Linked DNA regions of Homo sapiens: region 2 is linked to region 1. Evidence: read pairs that join two places in POLR2A ChIA-PET (ENCODE). Cell type or tissue: MCF 10A. All regions are shown on one strand. Links, peaks and the distances in the headings refer to the core of each region. The heading gives the core; the rest is flanking DNA.

Region 1 (5,751 bases), core at 346-5,345:
ATGGTTCGCAGAATTGCCCACTCCACTGCCTGTACCATCAGGGCACAACAGAGATTTCCAGATTCCCTTGCCCATGCGATCCTGCACAACCACATTGCATTAGACGGTCTCCTCGTTGCATGTGGTGGTGTTTATGCTGTCACTAACACTTCCTGCTGCACCTGGGTAAATACTTCCATTCAGGTTGAATTAGAAGCATCTGAGATCCAAAGTTGGCCAAATCCTACAGCTGGCTGTCTGAAAAGGACACCTTCAGAAAGCCTCCTGGCTGGGCTTGCTGGATTAGAATTCCAATTTCCAGATATTTTCAGCCGGCTTCTTCTGGTATAGGATTCCTTCTGTGTTCTGCCCTACAAATTGTAATGAATCTCCTTGGGCTAAGCATTTGGCTCCTCTTTAAAATCATTGTAGCCTGCTTTAACAGATATCTGCATGAGACCCTCACCAGGATCGTGCTGACCCAAGACCTTGAGACTTTAGACTCATTCCAGCTGGAAACGGAAGCCAGCTTAAGCCAAGAGATGTTAATTCATATTTAACAGGTGCCTGAGTGCCTCTCATAAGTAAATGGCTCTAGTTGCTCAGTTGATCACTGCCTTGTCAAAGGATCTCTGCACGGGACTAGAAGAATCTGGAACAGGTTGCCAGCCACTCTAGCACGATGATGGGATGCAACCAACCTAATCAATCATCAGTGCTGTCTGCTGACAGGTTTTGATAAACGGGGGGCGTGGGGGGAATGTGAACCTTGAAAGAGCCAATCCCTCGGATGAATCCTGAGTGGCTAATAGCCTAATTTCAAAAGAGCCAAGTGGCCATTTGCTTACTAGAGGTCGCACACATACTTGGAGTTCCTGGAAAACCTGCATGTCTGCTTAGGGGCTTTCATAGCTGCCTGTTCATGTTTGTGCTGCCTGAGCCAACCAATAGACTGTGACCTATGTCAACCAATCAGAACTCAGCAAGTGTTGACCAATCAGAACTCACCAAACATCAACCGGTCAGAACTAAGCAAGTTTGAATCCTTTATTTGACTAAGTGGACCTGAGTGGAACCTGGATGGGATCTTTCACTATAAAAGAAAAACCTTCCCTTTGCTCTCTGGAACGTACCTTCATTTTACACTGAAGGCTGTGTCTCTTCGGTTTGCCAACTGTTACTGGAATAAAGTCTCTTTCCTCTAAATTCTCTTTCAGAGAATTTTGTTCACAGGATAAAAGTCATACCCATCCCACTGGTCCAAGTTGAGGATTAGCTGTGTCGAGTCATGTAAAATAGTTCATTTAGGTAGGTGCTGAGGACTTGTTGGCTGTGATTTTGATGATGATCTCAGCAGTGATGCTAATGACAACTCCTTTGTGTCATCCTACTGTACCATACTTCCATGTCACACCTGAAGTCAAATGGGTAATACTATATACATTCATTCATTCTCATATATGCACCGAAGGGTGGTATATGGCTTTGCTCTTTTATTCTGCCGTGGTTTTCCTCAGCTCCTTGAAATTGGATCCACTGGTATGCCCCACCTTCTGTTTGAGGCTGAATCCAAACTCTAATACCTATATCACTCTGGGACTGTATTATGGGTTGCATTGTGTCCCACCTCCCCAAATTTATATATTGAAGACCTAACACCCATGACCTCAGAATGTGACCTTGTCTGAATATAGGGTTACTGTAAATATAGGGTTACTTCATTAATGTGATTAATAAAGTTAAAATAAGGTCATACTGAAATAGGGTGGGCCATTAATCCAAATATGACAGGTGTTCTTATGAGAAAGTGAAATTTGGACTTGAAGACAGACAGACAGAAACACACACACACAGAGGGAGAAAGAGAGACAGAGAGAGAGGGAGAGAGACAGAGAAAGAGAGAGACGGAGAGAGAGAGAGACAGACATAGAGAAAGAAAGAGAGATAGAGACAGAGGGAGAGAGAGAGAAAGAGAGACAGAGAGACAGAGAGAGACAGAGAGAGAGAGAGAGTGAGCAATCGTGAAGATTGCAGTTATGCTGCCACAAGCCAAGGAACTACCAGAAGCTAGGAGAGGTGCCTGCAACAGATCCTTCTGTAGCACCTTCAGAGGGAGCATGGCTCTTCTGACACCTTGATCTTGAACTTCTAGCCTCCAGAATGGTGAGACAATAAATTGCTGTTGTTTATATGCTCGTTTATGCTACTTTGTTACAGCAGCTGTAGGAACTAACACAGGGTATAATGAATTGACAACTCTGGGCATAGTTCCCAGGGGCTTGGTTGCAATGGCTGGGCTCCCTGAGTCACCCCGAAGTCTCTCACTGCCAGGAATCCCAGAGTTTGGACCTTAGAGAGATCCCCCAGTTTCCCATGTTGGCTTTTTCTGAATTCATTCAGGGCAGATGGGTTGCTTGCCTAACCATCTAGTTTCTCCTGGTAAGAGAGCAAAGGAAAGATTTTTCTTTTATAGTGAAAGATCCCATCCAGGTTCCACTCAGGTCCACTTAGTCAAATAAAGGATTCAAACTTGCTTAGTTCTGACGGGTTCATGTTTGGTGAGTTCTGATTGGTCAATACTTGCTGAGTTCTGATTGATTGACATAGGTCACAGCCTATTGGTTGGCTCAGGCAGCACAAACATGAACAGGCAGCTATGGAAGCCCCTAAGTTAAGCAGACATGCAGGTTTTCCAGCTTAAGCGAAGCTCCCTGAAACCAGATCCTGCTTGGGCGTCTACAGCCTGAAAGGCAGAGCCTCTTGTGTATGTGAAACGTGATTGTCTGCTGCTGGGCTTTTAGGTGCCCAGCCTCTGCCTGGCTTCCACATGTGCCCGCCCGCACTCTGTGCCCATGCCTCCCCATCAGACTTGTACACTGACCCCTTCGGAAATGAGCGCCTGGCCTGCCCTTATGGACATTGCTTGGATCACTTGTTGCCCTGTTCTGGCCCAGCAGTGTCACTTCTGCCAGACCCCAACTTGGAGCTTCCTGAGCTCTGATTTCATTGCTGAGCAACCTGTAACAGTTCCCTCGGGAGTTCACAGAAAACAATTATGACCTCACATAAATAAAATATTCTGCTTAATAATAAACTGGATCTTTTAATTGTTAAAAATGTTCATTGTAGAAAAATCAGAGGAGAAAAAAGAAACAAAACTAATGACTTATAATCACATTACTTGGAGACACTGTTACTATTTTGGTTTATGTTCTTTTAGACTTTTTTCTCATTTCACTTATTGTTTACTTACTTGATTTTTATTTTATCAAAGTAATGTCAGCACAGAATTGTAAAAACTCAAATAGTTCTAACAGGCTTTTGTAAAATGCAGTGTTTCCATCTCTCCCTTCCCCACTCTCTCCACATTTCCACTCTAAGGACAAGCACTTTCAATTCTTTTATCTGTCTCTCTGGCCCTTACACATCTAATTATTTCCAAAATTTAGACATTATCTACTGACTTCCTATTGTAGCAAATGAAGATTTAGCTTTCTTACAATGTCCCCATCTCCGAATCCCTTTCTCTATCCTCCCAACATAGTCCTTCCAAATTGTTGGAGGCAATATTCAGAATATTAATATACATATACAAATAATCTTCACAGCTGAAGGTTGGAGTGTGACATTTCCTTCTTTTCATTTCTTTTCCTGAAAGTAACAATGGCCCATGTCTTTATTTAGTTAGTTTTGTTTGTGCTCATTGCTTGTTCTTTGCACACATCTCACAGCCCACGGTGTAAGTTTCCTCGAGCTGACTTGCATCAGGGAATCCATCAATCCCATTTTTCTTGCCTGAAGGCACTCCCTTGGAAGCTTCCATTCTCCTTCCTGTGCCGCTTGCTTCCTGGGATCCCTGGGCAGCTCTTATCCTGGGATTTCTGTTTGCTATAATTCTTGGAATTCCCCTTATCTTTGTCCTGTGCTGTATTTGTTTTTCTGGATCTCATGCCTTTCTTTCTTGTTGTACAGGTAATGTTGTCATGAACATTAATGTTTATGTCTTTTGGTGTACATGTGTGTGCATTTCTCTTGGGTGGATATATAGAAAGGGGATTTCCGGGTCTTAGGGGATGGGTTTTTCCAGTTTTAGTTGATACTGCCAGTTTTCCAAAGTAACTGCACCAATTTATGCTCCTACTGGCAGTTTCATTGGCCCCCACATCCTCACCAGTAATTGATATTGTTGGTTTTAAAATATGAGCCATTCTAATTGGGTGCATACTGGTATTTCATTGTGATTTTAATTTGAACCTCTTGATGACTTACGATAATAAATGTTTCTAGTCATTTGTATATCTTATTCAAAAAGTGCCTATTTAAGTTTCTGTCCATTTTTCTATTGGCTTATCTGTCATTTTCTTACTAATAATTATTTTTTCTAGATAAAAATTTTTTAATCAGATACATCATTGTAAATATTTTTCTGCCTTTTGATGACATGCTTTTTCACAATGTACACAAATTCTTCACTTTTCCAATTCATTAATCTTTTCCTTTAGGGATGATTTTTAAAAATGTCTTATTTAATGTCTTTGTCTACTCAAGAGTCATGAAGATATCTCCTTATTTTATTTTTAAGAAGCTATATTTGTGTTACCTCTCAGATTTAGATTTACTCAGATTTTAAAAAATTCTCCCTGGGCCTGATTTTGTGTATGGTGTGAGGTAGTGGCCCAGGTTAATCTTTTTCCATAAATATATGCAATATTAAAGAGTTTGTATTTGATTGGCATTACTTCTTCCTAATTAGTCTGGAAGACTTCACTGATGAATTTTCTGGAGTTTTCATTTCATTGTATTCTGCCATTGCTGGACATAGTATTCTGTATGTGCCCATCTGGTCATGTTAATTGTGTTGTTTAGAGCCTCTACATTTTTACTGATTTTATTTTTGTCTGCATGTTCTACTAGTTTCAGGGACTGTGTCAAAATATCCTACTTTTTTTGATTAGTTTTATTTATTTCATTTCTAGTTTCATCAATTTGCATTTGTGTATTTTTTTTTGGTTTCACCAATTTCTTCTTTATATATTTTGAAGCTATGTTATTGGATGCATATGATTTAGAATTGGTAGACGTGATATCTTCATGGTGATCTGAGCACTTCATTATATTATGATCCTCCTCATTTCTTGTGGTGTTTCTTGCTTTAAAGTTGACTTTGATTGTAACATAACTACAAGGCACTCTTCAAAACAGTATGTAGTTCTTTTAACTTTTAATCTAATCTGATTATTTTAATCTTTTAACTGAAATATTTAACCCAATACAGATATATTCAGATTTATATCTGCCATCTAATATTTCCTTTGTATTTGACTCAGCTGTTCTGTTGTTTTCTTGCTTTCTTTTAAGTGAATTGATTTTTTAAATACTATTTTCTGTTATACATCTTCTTTTAGAAGTTATGCTAGAAGTTACAGTAAACATTCATGACTAACTACAGTTGAGTATATTTTCAACTTCCCTGATAATGCTGGAACTTTGGTATATTTTAACTCCACTTATTTTTTTCCTCTCCAGTAACTTTTCTTGCCTTGAATTTTTAATTCTAGATAAATGTTATAGACTAAATTGCATCCCCTCAAAATTCATATTTGAAGCCCTGACCCACAATGTGGCTGTATTTTGAGACAGGGCCTTTAAAAAGGTTATTAAGGTTAAGTAAGGTCATGATGGCGGAGCCCTAATCCAATATAATTGGTGTATAACCTTATAAGAAGAGCAAGAGGAACCAGGGATGTGCACATGCAGAGTAAAGAACATGTG
Region 2 (5,751 bases), core at 238-5,237, 82 kb before region 1:
GTTTATAATAGTCAAAAATTTAAACAACCTATGACATTCAGTAGCAGAAGAATTAAACGAAGGCATATATCCACATAGTGGAATACTATTAAAAAGAAAGTTGACATTAACATGTCTACAATACAGATTATAGAGTTTTAATAAGCTGCAAAGGAAGATACACAATATGGATCCATGTATGCCAAAAGAAAACTATACATTTGTACATATATATGTGTATATAAATGCATAGAAAAGAGTTTTGAAGGAGACTTAGGAAATTCAGGACGGTGGCTACATCTGGAGAAAGGATAGAGCTTGAAGAGGGAAAATGAAGCAAAACTTTCCCTTTTTGCTATGTAGACTTCGCTGAGTTGTTTCATTTTAATTATTCCAATGGAAACCTTTTACTTTTGTAATTAAAATGCAACATTAACACTGAAAATGCAGTAATTATGTGAAGTTGGAGAAATGAGTTTTGATTTTCTAGAGACATTCTCATTCTATGTTGATTTAGATTTTGTCTCCGTAGCCTCCCAGTGTAGACGGTGATAGACGTCGGTACACATTTAGCAGCCGGTAATTCCTGCCATGTACAACTGCCAAGCAGCAGTGGGGTGCCTTTGTTTCAGAGGTATTTGGGTGCAGTGATTCTTTGCTATGGTTGGAAGCCAGTTTAAGGAGGTTCATGCAGCTGAGGTGAACAGCATTAAGGGGTAAGAAATGACTCCTCAGAGTTCTGAGTTTGTGCCTTCAGGGAACTGGCCTCAGGCTGAGTCCAGTCACTGGGAGCACATTGGCCTTTGAGGTCTTAAATTCATCACTAAAAATGTGCTCCGTTGCCAAGATGCCATTTCCAAACATATAGTGATTTCCTTGCATATGCATCCTGAAGACATGACCCTATTGCTCTGACTTTCATCCGTCAGACCAAGGATTTAAAAATAGATACTGCTGTCTTGCTGCTGCTGGGTCTAAAGCCTTCCTTCTAGAAGAAATTTCTTTTGACCTTAAAAATAGGTTTTGTTCTTTTCCTGTCAATCCCCTCTTCACCTGCAAGATGCTTTGCCTGTATTACACTATATTGGTTACCCAGAAATGATTACATGAAGAAAGAAAGAAAAAGAACTAAACATATTTTTTTTAAAAAAACCCAGGTTTTTATTTTATATTTTAAATATAAAGTTAACTTTGGGAGGCTGAGGCAGGAGGATCACTTGAGGCTATGAATGAGATCAGCCTAGGCAACAAAGTAAGACGCTCATCTCTGCAAAAAATAACAAAAATTAGCCGGGTGTAGTGGTGCATGCCTGTAGTCCCAGCTGCTGAGGAGGCTGAGGTCAGAGGATCGCTTGAGCCCAGGAGGTCGAGGCTGGAGTGAGCTATGATTGCACCACTGCACTCCATCCTGGAGCTCTCATGGAGGTGCTGGCTGACCAGGGAGGGATGCCATTCCATTTCTGATAACATAGGATCTAAGCCCCTCTGGTATTGACTTCATCTTCTCCAAGTGGCTCTACCATGCAATTGTAGCTGTACCGCTGGCCATCCAGAGCTCCTACAGTAGGCCGCAACAGTCCAAACCTCAAGTCTCAGTTATTGGAACACCCAAAAGAAGGAAGGCATTTCCCACCGGCATAGCTGAAAATAGACATGCTTATAACAGAGCGAGAAAAAACAGTTCATTTCTGGCCAGAAATGAATTTTGTGGAATCAAAAAGAACAGTAAGTGACACTCCCACATTCTAACTGACAAAGCATGCTGGAAGTTCAGTCCTATGTTGTAATCCTTGCTCAGACAAAATCATCAATAAAACGGGGCCCCAAGTTGTGCGGCCTGACAATAATGTTAACATTCACCCTATTTCTTCTGGGAAGTTTCAAAATGTGCATCTCCAATTAAGTATGCAATTAAAGGGAAAATGAGAATCACAATAATAATAATTGTATGGTAACTTGCCATTAGTTTGAGAATCATGCACACATAACCAACTCTATTTGTGTGGTCCCAGCATGCCTGCTTGTTTGCTCATTCTTTTTTTTTTTTTTTTGAGACAGAGTCTCACTGTCGCCCAGGCTGGAGTGCAGTGGCGCGATCTCGGCTCACTGCAAGCTCCGCCTCCTGGGTTCACGCCATTCTCCTGCCTCAGCCTCCCGAGTAGCTGGGACTACAGGCCCCCGCCACCATGCCCGGCTAATTTATTGTATTTTTAGTAGAGACGGGGTTTCACCGTGTTAGCCAGGACGGTCTTGATCTCCTGACCTCATGATCCGCCCACCTCGGCCTCCCAAATTTTGGGAGGTGTGAGCCACCGCACCCGGCCTTGTTCATTCTTTTATTTACTTACAATGTATCTGCTAGATGTCTAGGACCAGGCTAAGATCTGAATGGTGCTCAGTAATATTGTTGGAATAAAGGAATGACAAAGCTAAATAGGAATTATTATTATTATTATTTTGAGATGGAGTCTCGCACTGTCACCCAGGTTGGAGTGCGATGGCACGATCTTGGCTCACTGCAGGCTCTCCCTCTCGGGTTCACACCATTCTCCTGCCTCAGCCTCCTGAGTAGCTGGGACTACAGGTGCCCGCCACCATGCCTGGCTAATTTTTTGTATTTTTAGTAGAGACGGGGTTTCACCATGTTAGCCAGGATGGTCTCGATATCCTGACCTTGTGATCCTCCCGCCTCAGCCTCCCAAAGTGCTGGGATTACAGGCGTGAGCCACCGTACCCGGCCCAATAGGAATTATTAAGCTGCATATATATGTTTTCTCAAATCAGTGCCTTGTTACTCTTGCTATGCAAAGATGGAGAGGAACATTGAATGTATTAATGCTTATTCTATTACCAGGTGAGAATCCTGAACTCTCTGGCTTAGAAAGAATCTTAGCAAGACATCAGTTGCCAAAAGAGATTAATCTGACCCCAAAGCCGAACAGAATGCCCCCGTGGAAAAGAAAAATCATCAACAATGTAACTGACGGGTGGAAGAAATGTCACTTGTTGAAGAGAAACACGAAAGAGCCTCCAATGTCCACCATAGTTGTCAGGTAGACTCTAATTTCTGCCTTATGTGGATATATTTAGAGATACACAGGGTGATCACAAAATCTCTATATGCCTTAGCTAAAAAATGATAAGCACTGTTCTATATAAAAGCACATGGGCCCCATTTTTACCCACCACCAAGCTGCTAGAGGAGCCCTCACTGGGAGTAAACTCATGGAAATGGGAGCAGGAGTGTGGGTCCTCCATGGCCCATTGCAGTCTAGAATAGAGAGCAGAAATCTAGCAAGAACAGAGTGGGATTCTTGGAGAGAAACCCAACCACTGAGCTTTGGGGCTTTTTGGCTGCGTAAGTTGGGAAGCAGCTTGGTTTTTCACACCCACCATTGGCATGACCAGGGGCTAGGATACCATAGCAGGACATGGTGGACCTTTGGCTTTATCCCTGGTCTGCCAGACTGTACATGGAGAGAACTGGAGCACCATTGGACAGTCTTAACAAGAGGAGTGACATCATCTGACCCAAATCCTCTCTAGCCTCCCAAAGAATGCATGGGTGGAGGAGAGCTGTTGGGAGATTTTACAGCTCTGCAGGTAAGGGATGGTGGCCCAGGTGGTAACAGTGGGGATGTGGAATTGGTTGGATTCCGGTGCTCAAAGTCATAAGCTTTGGTTCCTTGGCAAATTATCTTTTTTTGGTGCACTTCTTTCCCTGCTTATGCCAGATAGATGGTGTTTCTATATTTGTTTTTTTCTTTTCTTTTCTTTTCTTTTCTTTTTTTTTGAGACAGAGTCTCGCACTGTCACCCAGGCTGGAGTGCCGTGGCGCGATCTCAGCTCACCGCAACCTCCGACTCCTGGGTTCCAGTGATTCTCCTGCCTCAGCCTCCCGAGTAGCTGGGATTACAGGCATGTGCCACAACACCTGGCTAATTTTTTTTGGTATTTTTAGTGGAAACGGGGTTTTGCCATGTTGGCCAGGCTAATCTCAAACTCCTGACCTCAGGTGATACAACTGCTTGGCCTCCCAAAGTGCTGGGATTACAGGCGTGAGCCACCGTGCCTGGTCTATATTTGTTTCTTTCGTATTGCTGCATGTATGGCAATGATGCCTACACTTTGTACATAGTAAGTATTCAAGCAATTTTGCCGGGCTGTCAGGATAAATGTAGATGTTGCTACAAAGACAGGATCATTTCTGATTTGAAGGTAACATAACCGGGAGAGAGTTCCAGCTCATGAATTTGCCTGAACTGGAAGCTTCCCCTGGGATTATTGCCCTGGTGAAACAGAGTCCTTGTCTGCATTTTTTTCAGTGTCCTCAGTGGCATAATTTGCCAATTTGATTTAAATATTGGTAGCCAAAGAAGGCAAAGGTATTATTATAAAAGAAGGTGGTCAATGGAACCATGGTGTTTTCTGGACAAAGCAAAGACACTACATTTTTTGTCCAGAAGTAGGTAAAGGTTATATTAAGTGATGATATCTGATTACTCAAGTGAAGATTATTTGACCATGCTTTGGAAGCCTGATATGATTTGGCTCTGTCCCCACCCAAATCCCATTTTGAATCGTAATCCCCACATGTTGGAGGAGGGGCCTGGTGGGAGGTGATTGGATCATGGGAACAGATTTCCTCCTTGCTGTTCTCATGATAGTGAGTAGTTCTCAAGAGATCTGTTGGTTTTAAAGTGTTGCACTTCTCCCCTCGCTCTCCCTCTCTCTCCTGCTCCACCACGATAAGATGTGCCTGGCTTCCCCTTTGCTTTCTGCCCTGATTGTAAGTTTCCTGAGGCTTCCCAATCATGCTTCCTGTTAAGCCCGTGGATCTATGATTCAGTTAAACCTCTTTTCTTCGTAAATTACCCAGTCTCATGTAGTTCTTTATAGCAATGTGAAGACAGAATAACACAAGACCTATTTTTAAACATTCAAGTTTCACAACCATAGAAAGTTTGTACACCTCAATTTTAGGTCCTGATGTCTTCATATGAAGTTATAGATCTTTATATCCTAGTTTGCTTTCTGAAAATATAGCTAGAGTATCAGAACATAGGAAATGGTACTTTTTTTTAACATTTTATTTTACAAACATTTATTTGCTTTCCTTAAAAGCAGGGACTGTCAGCCTATCTTATTTATTTTTGTATTCCTAGTGTTACAGGTTGGAGTCTCAAGCGCTGAGATAGAAATAAGAATGCAAAAGGTTTCCTGGGAGTGGTGTTGCATCAAAGTGGAAGCAGGAAAACAGTGTTGGGCAGGGATTCAAGAGGTGGAGAAACAGGCTTCGCCCCAGTGGAAGGAGGTGCAAAGTCATGTTGCAGGGGGCTTCGGTACAGGACAGGTGGGAGGATTAGGCCCATTTTGCAATCAATCAATCATGAACCTTGTCTTGGTTGCTGTGACTCCAGATTCCTGAAGGATCTGCTGAATTAACTGTTCTAGTTCTGATGATGCCTCCTGGCATTAATGATTCTTCTCCTATTACCTGGTAACATGGTAAATATTGTCATTTGATAACTGTATCATTCTTAATTCTTTGTGACTTAACTGACACCCTTGAGAGAATTCATTCTTTAGCCAAAGCAAGCCTGACTATTATTAAGAATCATCAATAATAGCTTTGTCCATAAAACTAGAACTACCATATGACCCAGCAATCCCACTACTAGGTGTGAACCCAAAGGAAAGTAAATCAGTATGTCAAAGAGCTCTCTGCCCTCCCATGTGCATTGCAGCACTATTCACAACAGCCAAGATATG

Evidence for each region. ChIA-PET counts read pairs that join two places held together with the same protein. Peaks named below come from ENCODE experiments on the same cell type or tissue, not always from the same donor. Only the 100,000 strongest peaks of a DNase experiment are listed, where the experiment ranks them.
Region 2: POLR2A ChIA-PET joins it to region 1 with 5 read pairs; 2 of 35 experiments call an interaction of 5 or more read pairs at or near these places.

What each region holds. Positions count from the first base shown.
Region 1 is chr6:4,178,225-4,183,975 of GRCh38, forward strand. It overlaps LOC124901246 (a long non-coding RNA gene), which reads left to right. Exons shown (of 5, transcript XR_007059416.1): 5 at 1-1,185. Among named protein-coding and RNA genes, the nearest start is that of ECI2-DT, 45 kb to the left of the region's middle. In MCF 10A, for the core only: no CTCF peak of the experiment used is centred there; a DNase peak (open chromatin) is centred at 2,577.
Region 2 is chr6:4,096,167-4,101,917 of GRCh38, forward strand. It overlaps the pseudogene TEX56P. Among named protein-coding and RNA genes, the nearest start is that of FAM217A, 20 kb to the left of the region's middle. In MCF 10A, for the core only: no CTCF peak of the experiment used is centred there; no DNase peak of the experiment used is centred there.